Linked DNA regions of Homo sapiens: region 1 is linked to region 2. A link is an interaction called in ENCODE POLR2A ChIA-PET data of the cell type or tissue named here. Cell type or tissue: B cell. All regions are shown on one strand. Each heading gives the region's core, and the rest is flanking DNA. Links, peaks and the distances in the headings are about the cores only.

What was found. ChIA-PET counts read pairs that join two places held together with the same protein. Peaks named below come from ENCODE experiments on the same cell type or tissue, not always from the same donor. Only the 100,000 strongest peaks of a DNase experiment are listed, where the experiment ranks them.
Region 1: POLR2A ChIA-PET joins it to region 2 with 8 read pairs; 13 of 35 experiments call an interaction of 5 or more read pairs at or near these places.

What each region holds. Positions count from the first base shown.
Region 1 is chr20:47,276,484-47,281,865 of GRCh38, forward strand. It overlaps ZMYND8 (zinc finger MYND-type containing 8), which reads right to left. Exons shown (of 23, transcript NM_001281775.3): 11 at 1-312. Among named protein-coding and RNA genes, the nearest start is that of ZMYND8, 78 kb to the right of the region's middle. RefSeq lists an enhancer at 1-362 and a silencer at 4,982-5,276. In B cell, for the core only: no CTCF peak of the experiment used is centred there; no DNase peak of the experiment used is centred there; H3K27ac peaks cover 266 bases.
Region 2 is chr20:47,512,085-47,517,466 of GRCh38, forward strand. The region is part of intron 1 of NCOA3 (nuclear receptor coactivator 3); the gene reads left to right. Among named protein-coding and RNA genes, the nearest start is that of NCOA3, 13 kb to the left of the region's middle. In B cell, for the core only: no CTCF peak of the experiment used is centred there; no DNase peak of the experiment used is centred there; H3K27ac peaks cover 4,473 bases.

The DNA.
Region 1 (5,382 bases), core at 324-5,323, 240 kb before region 2:
CTCAGCACAGGCTTGCTCATCAGGATCTTGGGGGATGCCGTCATGTCAAAGTTGAGCTTGACCTTCTCCTGCTTGTCTATCTTGGCAGTGCCGGCGCTGGGGTTGGTGGGATCGAGCAGCATTTGATACTGGCTGTTGGGTGTGTAGGGTGTCCTAAATGGAGAGTAATTAAAAACCCCAAACTTCCTGCGGATGTTCTCCACGTAAACCTCCATCTCTTGCATGGCACTGTTGAAGATGCTCTTAGTCTTTTTCACAGAAAAAGGAATTTCTTTAGACATGAGGTAGCAATTATTTATTGGAACCCAGGCCCTAGAAGGGCAAAAGATAAAGAGAGTTTAAGTCAACTTCAGTAATTTCCAAGATTGCTTTTTTCTTGATGTGAACCAAATTAGCCAAGCATGTTTGCCAAGATTCTTATTCTATTAAAAAAAAAAAAAAAAAAACTTGGTTTGAAGGATTAATTAATGATCCATTTAACAAGCATGTTCTACCATAACAGAACATGAACAACAAAACTTCGGCGAAAACATTTAAAAGTGCAACAGACTTAGTCATTGTGAGCCACTAAAGAAACAATCCTCTTTGGTTTTCTCTTAGTAGAGAAAAATAAATCAGCCACTGCATCTGACAACACCTCTGAAAAGAGACTTATTCCTCAGGTTACACTCAGACATAAAAAGCTTCCTTTTCCCATTGCCATTTGAAATAGGAACAGAAGGAAACTTTGGAATACTGCATCCCTAAAAGGAGGTACATGTTTTTGAATGTAAGATAATTCACACAGAAAATCACTGAAAAAGGAGCCCATTCGCCTCCAGGCGTGCACTTTCCACCTCCCATCCCAGGCCAGTTCCATCTTCCTAACATCCATATCCCACATTCCAATTTTGCTCTGCAAAGACCCATGACAGCATGTTTTTGCAGAACAAACAATGCCAGCAGCAGCTTTTCTGGAACCAGAGCCAGTGGCCCCCGGGGGAGGTGCAAACACCACAACCGCTGCTGCGGGTGACCACGCAGCTGATACAGGGACATCCCAGAAATAACTTGGCTACCATGTATGATCTGCTGGCCTCAACCCAGTTTCTGGCTGGAAAAACTGGCGAGAATAAGCTTTCCAAGGAAGGCTTTTGTGGGGGATTTTTTGTTTGTTTAATTAATTCATTTTATTTATTTATTTATTTATTTATTTATTTATTTATTTGAGACAGTCTCGCTCTATTGCCCAGGCTAGAGCACAGTGGCATGATCTCAGCTCACTGCAACCTCCGTCTCCTGGGTTCAAGCAATTCTCCTGCCTCAGCTTCCCAAGTAGCCAGAACTGCAGGTGTGTGCCACCACGCCCAGCTAATTTTTGTATTTTTAGTAGAGACGGTGTTTCACTATATGTTAGCCAGGCTGGTCTTGAACTCTTGACCTCGTGATCCACCCACCTCAGCCTCCCAAAGTGCTGGGATTATAGGTGTTAGCCACCGTGCCCAGTCTTTTTTGCTTGTTTTTTTAAGAGACAAGGTTTCCCTCTGTCACCCAAGCCAGAGAGCAGAAGTATGATCAAGGCTCACTACAGCCTCAAACTCCTGGACTCAAGGAATCCTCCCAGATCAGCCTCCCAAGTAGTGGAAGTACAGGCACGCGCCACAACACACCCAGATAATTTTTTAACTTTTGTATACTTTTGTAGAGATGGGGTCTCGCTACATTACCCAGGATGGTCTTGAACTCCTGAACTCAAGCAATCCTTCCACCTTGGCCTCCCCAAGAGCTGGGATTATAGGTGTGAGCCGCTGCACCCAACCTCCAAGGTGGCCTTTTAGATTTCACAGACCACAAACTGAAGCCCGGTAGAAAGCAGTGGGGAGCAAAGGGGACTTTGCAGAAGCAGAAAACTCACGTCTGGTGGAAAGGGAGAAAGCAGTATCTACTCAGTTGCTATCCAAAGCAACCATGTAGGAATCTGGACCCAACACTGCCACGTTTTCCAATATTTTAAAGAGAAGAAGACAAAATAGACTTCTTATGTTACATTTTACCCCCATTTCAACAGTTGGCATCTAAGAGAAAACAACCCAGGAGAAATAAAGCACATCCCTGGGACCGAATTCACAATACAGGCGGATTGTTTGCAAGTCTCGGTGACACCAGATCGTAACACAAACTAAAACTAAACACCCCAAAAATATCGATCTGCTCTATCAGAGGGCTGGAAATCACCAGCTTCTCATCCATTCTGACTGCTGTCTTTCTCCTGAGACCTGAAGAACCATATCTCCACCAAGAGGGGCAGAGCAGAACAGAAGCCAGATGCTCTCAAGGTAAGAGTTTGCCTCACGGTGAGATTCTGCGTTCAAAGTGAGCGGGCACAGATCAGGACTACTAGACAGGACAGATCTGAGAAGGCATCAGGGTCTCCAGTGCTGTCCTAGGGCAAATGACTCCCCCTTCCTGAGCTAGCCTCAGCTCTGTCACCGAGAAAAAGGAGAGTGAGTCCTTCTCTGGAGAATCAAGAGGCAGGGCCACCAGGAGCTTATCACCAGTTGGTCCTGGTATCATAACCTCGCCCCCCTGACCTGCTCCACACCCACCTCACCCACACACTTCTGTCCGGTATCTAAGGCGCTCACTGTTCCCTTCCCCCAACTATTTTCCATGAAATTGCTTGGCAGGGAAGGAAAAGAGTCTCTTTTCTTTCAAACAAGTCCAAGGCTGGGCATGGTGACTCACACCTATAATCCCAGCACTTGGGGAGGCAGAGGCAGGAGGATCACGTGAGGTCAGGAGCTTGAGACCAGTCTGGCCAACACGGTGAAACCCCATCTCTACTAAAAATGGAAAAATTAGCCGGATGTGGTGGCACGCCCCTGTAATACCAGCTACTCAGGAGGCAGAGGTGGGAGAATTGCTTGAATGAGCCACTGCACTCCAGCCTGGGCAACAAAGCGAGACCCCGCCTCAAATAAATAAATAAATAAAACAAGCCTGGGTGACAGAGCAAGACCCCCCTCTTAAATAAATAAATAAATAATAAAACAAGCCCAGGAAGTATTTCAAGCGAAATTAGATTTGCTTGACAAAATAGAGTCTCTGCGGGGGACAATATCTAGTTTCACATTATCTCACATCTAACCCCACGGTGGCTTCTCCCTAGCTATGTGACCCTAGGCACTCTCTGACCTTAAGTTTTCTTATTGATAAAATAGACATAAAAGCAGCTTCTACAAAAAAGCACTTAAAACACTGCCCAGTACATAAAAGGCAATTGGTTGGTGTCCGCTTTTTTTTTTTTTTAACTCTGCAGGCATTTAATAAAATATTTCCTATATTTTTACATAACTGTGCATCTATAAAACAAAACCAGGCCAGGCACAGTGGCTTACGCCTGTAATCCCAGCACTCTGGGAGGCCAAGGCAGATGGATCGGTTGAATCCAGGAGTTCAAGACCAGCCTGGGCAACATGGCAAAACCCCATCTCTACTGAAAATACAAAAAATTAGTTGGGCGTAGTGGCACATGCCTGTAGACCCAGCTACTTGGGAGGCTGAGGCAGGAGAATGGCTGAATCCGGGAAGAGAAGGCTGCAATGAGCCGAGAGCTCGCCACTGCACACACCAGCCTAGGTGACAAACCAAGACTCTGCTCCAAAAAAAAAAAAAAAAAAAGAATGGTGGTCAGAGACTCCCTGCCCAAAGCCTACTAAAACATCCCAAGACCTCCAAAGTTGTTTCTCTACCACTGTGGAAGGTCCTGAACAACTCCCTCCAGGGGATCCCCTCTCCCAAAACAAGCCCAACAACACGGTGCACTCCCTTAAAGCAGGTGCTGAGAGGGGCTTCGAAACTGGTGACCATCAGACCCATGCTGCTTTCTTTTTCACAAACAGAAGGGGGCCAGCTTCCACGACAGCTCTCATCCAGAACCAAGACCTAAACACACAAATGGTTTTGGGAAACAGCTTCTGCACACAGAGCTGGCCAACTCACACGCCGTCCTTCATGCTCTGTAAGCCACCTTCAGTCGCTGTCTGACGGGTGAGAGATGGAGGTCCCTGCAGAGCAGTCACAGCTGAGAGACTACAGCCATCAACCATAAGGGTCTGGGAATATTGGGTGCAAGGGGGTAGGTATTATTTTTTCCCATCCTGCCTGTGTCCTAAGTATATCTACTCATACTGTATTACTGTATCAACCTATAGAGTAAGAATCTCAAATCATCAAGATGGTTCACATTTGTCATGCTCTGATGAAGAGGAGGGATGTACAGCCTGTCACCAATTCCTCCTGCTCTTCAAATAAAAAACAAACTCCTGCCTACCCCTCTGACTCCAGCTGTGAGCATCCTCTCCTCCCCGACCCTGTTTAAACCCCACTATTCTCCCAGCATTTCCTGAACCCTCTCAGCCTCAGCCCTTCCCCTCCCGACCTCTGCTCTTCCTGGTCCCTCATCCCAGATCTTCACACCAGGCCCCCACCACTACCTCCTGACCTGAGATTATCTTGCCTATTAGTTCACTTGTGTATCATCCTTCTTCCCCGCTAGGATGTCAGCCTTCACATGGGCAGAAACATTTGAATCACCAGCTTCCACTACACAGGCTGGCACGCAGCAGTCATCAAATATGTATTTCTTTGAATGAAGGAATACAGGAATTAAAGTCAAGGTGCAATACTTCCTACCAAATCCAGCACCATCTCAATAATTTCCATTTTGTCTTCTGACAGTGGACCATTGGGATTCCTAGTAAATGAGTTTGCAAATGACTTGGGAATTCACTCTTTTGGTCTGCAAGACGACTAGCAAAATTTAACAGGGGAAACCAATTTTCAGCTTCTGGACACTCTGTGTGTGTACATAATTTGTAGTATATATATTTTAAGTAGTCTCGCTACATACTAACACGCTTTCTCAAACTGATTGGTAGGGCTTCAAAAGGGTCTTTGCCTTACTTAATCATAACTTGATAAAAGAGAACTAAGATATTAACCGCTGCTCATCTCTGCCTACCTGTTGTTCTCAAGCACACAGCAGGCTCTGCTCTACAGGGAACTGCTATTAGCTGGAATAATTCACTCTGCCGTGTACGGAGGGAAAGGGGAGGGCAGGAAGGCTGGGAGGGAGGGCTCACACCTGTCAAAACAGCAACCCCTTATAACTTCCCACTGTAGCTTCAGAGAAAAGGGAACAGGAGAGAACTACTCAGCATGATGATAAGAGATTCATTTACTGGCAATCTAGGAAACTACTTCTATTCTTTGAAAGAATGATTTGGAAAGCAGTTTCCATGGAGGTTTAATTTACTTCAGAAACCCCCTCCCAAAAAATCAAACCAAAACAAAAAAGAACAGCAGCACTTCAAACAGCCACAGAACCCATTCCAATGTTGG
Region 2 (5,382 bases), core at 164-5,163:
CAGGAGGACTGCTTAAAGCCGGAAGTTAAAGACTAGGCTGGGCAATATAGTGAGACCCCATCCTATGAAAAAAAAATAGGAAATAATAAAATAATTTTTACAAAAAACAAAATATAAACACAAAAAAAGTTTTTCTTCTAGAAAAAATAACTAATTTACATCTCAATAAGATAAAAACAATCCAACTTAAAAATAGGCAAAAGAGACTGGACCCCGTAGCTCACACCTATAATCCCAGCACTTTGGGAGGCTGAGGCGGGCGGATCGTGAGGTCAAGAGATCGAGACCATCCTGGCCAACATGGTGAGACACCGTCTCTACTGAAAATAAAAAATTAGCCGGGCATGGTGGCACATGCCTGTAGTCCCAGCTACTCGGGAGGTTGAGGCAGGAGAATTGCTTGAACCCGGCAGGCGAAGGTTGCAGTGTGCCGACATAGCGCCACTGCACTCGAACGTGGCAACAGAGTGAGACTCTGTCTCACTAAAAAAAAAAAAAAAAAAAACACAAAAGATATATACAGAGACTTCACAGAAAAAAGGTACACCAGTGGCAAGTAAGTACGAAAAAAGATGCTCAACATCAGCCATTAGGGAAACTGAAAACTACAATGAGATACCACTATACACTCACTATGAGGGGTAACATTAAAAAGACTGACCATACCGTTTGTTGGTAAGGATGTGGAACAACTAGAACTGTATCATACGTGGATACATGGCTAGGAGAAATGTGAAATGGTACAATCACTTTGAGAAACAGTGGGCAGTTTCTTTAAATTTGTAAATATTGGCTGGGTGCAGTGGCTCAAGCCTGTAATCCCAGCACTTTGGAAGGCTGAGGTGGGGGATCACTTGAGATCAGGAGTTTGAGACCAGCCTGGCCAACATGGCAAAACCTGGTCTCTACTAAAAATACAAAAAATTAGCCAGATGTGATGGTGTGTGCCTGTAACCCCAGCTTCTCAGGAGGCTGAGGCATGAGAATAGCTGAGGCATGAGAAGAGCCCAGAAGGCAGAGGTTGCAGTGAGCCGAGATCCCACCACTGCACTCCAGCTGGGGAAACAGAGCAAGACTCTGTCTCAAAAAAATTAAAAAAAATAAAATAAACTTGTAAATATTATACACTTAGCATATAACCCAGCCATTCTACTTCTGGGTTCCCCCCAAGAGAAACACAAGCTTAGGTCCACACACTACCCTATACACAAATACGCAGAGAAGCTGCTTACTTACCATCAAATACATATGAGGATATTTACTTCCAGTTTTGTTTGAAATAATATGAAACTGAATAAATCATGATATAACCATACAATGGAATGCAGTGTAATTATTAGAAATTTCTAAGCAACTATTAGCCGGGCGAGGCGGCTCAAGCCTGTAACCTCAGCACTTTGGGAGGCTGAGGCAAGCAGATCATTCAAGGCCAGGAGTTTGAGACCAGCCTGGCCAACATGGCAAAATGCGGTTTCTACTAAAAATACAAAAATTAGCTGGGCGTGGTGACACACACCTATAATCCCAGCTACTCAGGAGGCTGAAACATGAGACTCACTTGAATCCAGGAGGCAAAGGTTGCAGTGAGCCAAGATCGCGCCACTACACTCCAGCCCGATGGAGCAAGACTCTGTCTCAAAAAAAAAAAAAAAAAAAAAAAAAATTATAAGCAACTGTAAATCAAACTGATATGAATCCTTCCCCAAGATCATTTTTAAAGTATGTACAGTGCAAAGCAGGGCTCTTGAGTGCCAGTTACTTAGGTGTGTTCATTTTATAACAATTTAGCAAGCTGTACTTGTGCCCTTCCATAAATATATTATACATCAATTTAAAGTTTGCCAAAAATATAGGCGAAATGCTTAAACTTAAAAACTTTAAACTATATGCATGTATATGTACCTAGACTAGGGTAACAATGGTTCCAGGGCAGGGAAGGAGGCAGCTAAGAAAGGACGGCCACTGTATACCCTCTGATAACTTTTAAATTGATCTGATGTGTACCTGTAATTTATTTCAAAAAGTATTTTCTTAACTGAGACCATTTGCAACTCTCTTTAAGTCAACATTTTCTTTTTTTTTTCTAGTATCAGAAGATTTTATTTTTTTACTTTTATTTTTTTGAATTTTTTTTTTAATTTATCAACATTTTCTTAATATAGAAATAAAGTAGAGGCAGAGATGGATTTAGGTCCATAACAGTTCTTCATAACCCAATTTCAAATTTTCTACATATCACAACAGTCTCATTCTCACTACTTTTATAACTGAAAAAACAGTATAAATTTCAAAAATAAACTTGTAACAAATCTTTTTTTATTTTTTTTGAGACGGTCTCTGTTGCCCAGGCTGCAGTGCAGTGGTACAATCTTGACTCACTGAAATCTCCACCTCCCAGGTTCAAGCGATTCTCATGTCTCAGCCTCTGGAGTAGCTGGGTGTATAGGCATGTGCCATCATTCCCACCTAATTTTTTTTTTGTATTTTTGGTAGAGATTGGGTTTCACCATGTTGGCCTGGCTGGTCTCAAATTCCTGCCCTCAAGTGATCTGGCCCACCTCGGCCTCCCAAAGTGCTGGGATCACAGGTGTGCTGTTTTTTTGTTTGTTTGTTTTGTTTTGTTTTTTGCTTTTTTTTTTTTTTTTTTTTTGAGACAGAGTCTTGCTCTGTCACCCAGGCTAAAGAGCAGTGGTGCAATCTCAGCTCACTGCAACCTCCGCCTCCAGAGTAGCTGGGATTACAGGTGCCTGCCACTATGCCTGGCTAATTTTTGTATTTTTAGCAGAGACAGAGTTTTGCCATGTTGGCCAGGCTGGTCTTGAACTCGTGACTTTAGGTGATGCACTTGCCTCAGCCTCCCAAAGTGCTGGGATTACAGGCATGAGCCACCACACCCAGCCTCTTGTATTTTAAATAGTGTTTTGTATAAGATTTCATTTGTGTTAAAAAAAAAAAATTCTACAGCAAAAGAGGTTTGAAAAACCGGGACTATGAATGATATAATGTATATTAAGCATTTAACACTGCCCAGGGACAGACACACAAATAGTAACTTTTAATAGCTATATATATATATTTAAAAAAAATTTTTTTTTTTGAGATGGAGTCTCGCTCTGTTGCCCACCTGGAGTGCAGTGGCACGATCTCCGCTCACCACAACCTCCGCCTCCTGAGTTCAAACAATTCTCCTGCCTCAGCCTCCCCAGTAGCTGGGACTACAGGCGCGCACCACCATGCCTGGTTAATTTTGGTATTTTTAGTAGAGATGGGGTTTCACTGTCTTAGTCTTGAACTCCTGATGTCGTGATCCACCCCCCTCGGCCTCCCAAAGTCCAAAGTGCTGGAAATACAGGCATGAGCCACCACACCCGAGCTTTTTCTTTCTTTCTTTTTTTTTTTTTTTTTTCTTTTTTTTAAGACAGGTCACTGGGTCACTCTGTTACCCAGGCTGGGGTACAGTGGCATGATCTCGGCTCACTGCAGTCTGCCTTCTGGGTTTAAGCGATTCTTATGCCTCAGCGTACTGAGTAGCTGGGACTAGAGGCATGCACCACCACTCCCAGCTAATTTTTTATTTTTTAGTAGAGACGGGATTTCACTATGTTGGCTGGTCTTGAACTTCTGGCCTCAAGTGGTCCGCCCACCTCAGCTTCCCAATGTGTTAGGATTACAGGCGTGAGCCACTGCCCTCAGCCTTAATACCAATATTATCATCAATCAATAAGTGGTAGCTTTTCTGTGGTATATCCAGACAATGGCATATTATTCAGTACTAAAAAGAAATGTGCTATCAATTCATGAAGAGATGTGAAGAAAACTTTAAGTTTTCACTTAGTGAAAGAAGCCAATTTGGAAAGGCCACATACTGTGTGATTCTAACTATGTGACATCTTAGAAAAGGCAAAATTTTGGAAACACTAGAAAGATCAGTGGTTGCCAGGAGTTAGTGGGGAGGAAAGAATGAGTAGACAGAGCACAGTACTCAGGGTAGTGAAACTACTCTGTATGATAGATACTATAATGGTAGATACATGTTGTTATAAATTGTTCCAAACTCATAAAATGCACGATACCAGGAGTAAACTCTAATGTGAACTACACACTCTGGATGATAATGATGCCTCAGTGTAGGTACAAATGTATCAAGATGGTGGGGGGATGGTGATAGGGGAGGCTACACATGGGTTTGGGCAGGAGGTATATGGCAAATCTCTGTATCTTCTGTTCAATATTGCTGTGAACCTAAAACGCCTCTAACAAAATAAAGTGTTAAAAAATAAATGGCAGCTTTTATCTTTTCTACCCAGGAATAGGAACTGAAATATAGATCAGGACACAGGGAAGAGAATTTTATTGGAATAAGAGGGTAGAAGACAGAGCAAGGGTCTAGACTATCAAGCAACTGACATATAAATAAGATACACACATAGAATTAGAAAGATGGTGGTTGAAATGAAAATTAATAGTCAGATTATGAAAATCTTTGGGAGCTCCATGTGAAGTTTAGTTTCGAATTTTAGACAATAAAAAACAAAGGTTCCAAGCAGTCAAGCAGGCTGGGTGCAGTGGCTCAAGCCTGTAATCCCAGCACTTTGGGAGGCCGAGGCAGGCATATCATTTGAGGTCAGGAGTTCAAGACTAGCCTGGCCAACATGGTAAAACCCTGTCTCTACAAAAAAGTACAAAAATAAAATTAGCCAGGCATAGTGGCACACACCTGTAGTCCAAGCTGCTCGGGAGGCTGAGGTGGGAAAATTGCTTGAACTGAGGAGGCAGAGATTGAGCCAAGATCACGCCACTGCCCTCTAGCCTGGGCAAGAGTGAGACCCTGTCTTAAAAAAAAAAAAAAAAAAATTTGCTGGGTGCAGTGACTCACATCTATAATCCCAGCACTTTGAGAGGCCTAGACGGATGAATCACTTGAAGTTAGGAGTTTGAGACCAGCCAGCATGGTGAAACCTCATCTCTACTAAAAATACAAAAATTAGCCAGTCGTGGTGGCACATGCCAGTAATCCCAGCTACTCGGGAGGCTGAGGCAGGAGAATTGCTTGAACCTTGGAGGTGGAGGTTGCCATGAGCTGAGATAGCACCACTGCACTCCAGCCTGGGTGACAGCGAGACTCCGTCTCCTCCCCAAAAAAATTACCTTATAATATTTTTTACTATAACGAAACAGTACAGAGTAAAAAGAGATGAGAAAGAGAAGAAACTGAAGCAGCAGTTAATTCCCTTTAGATCTATTCCATCTTCTTCAAGTATTCGCTAATAATCCCAGTTGAAAAGGACTTTTCTTCCTCTGAACTTGTGAACCACCTGCTTATGTTGATGCAATTACATTTTCTTCTTTTTTTCTTTTTTCTTTTTCTTTTTTTTTTTTTTT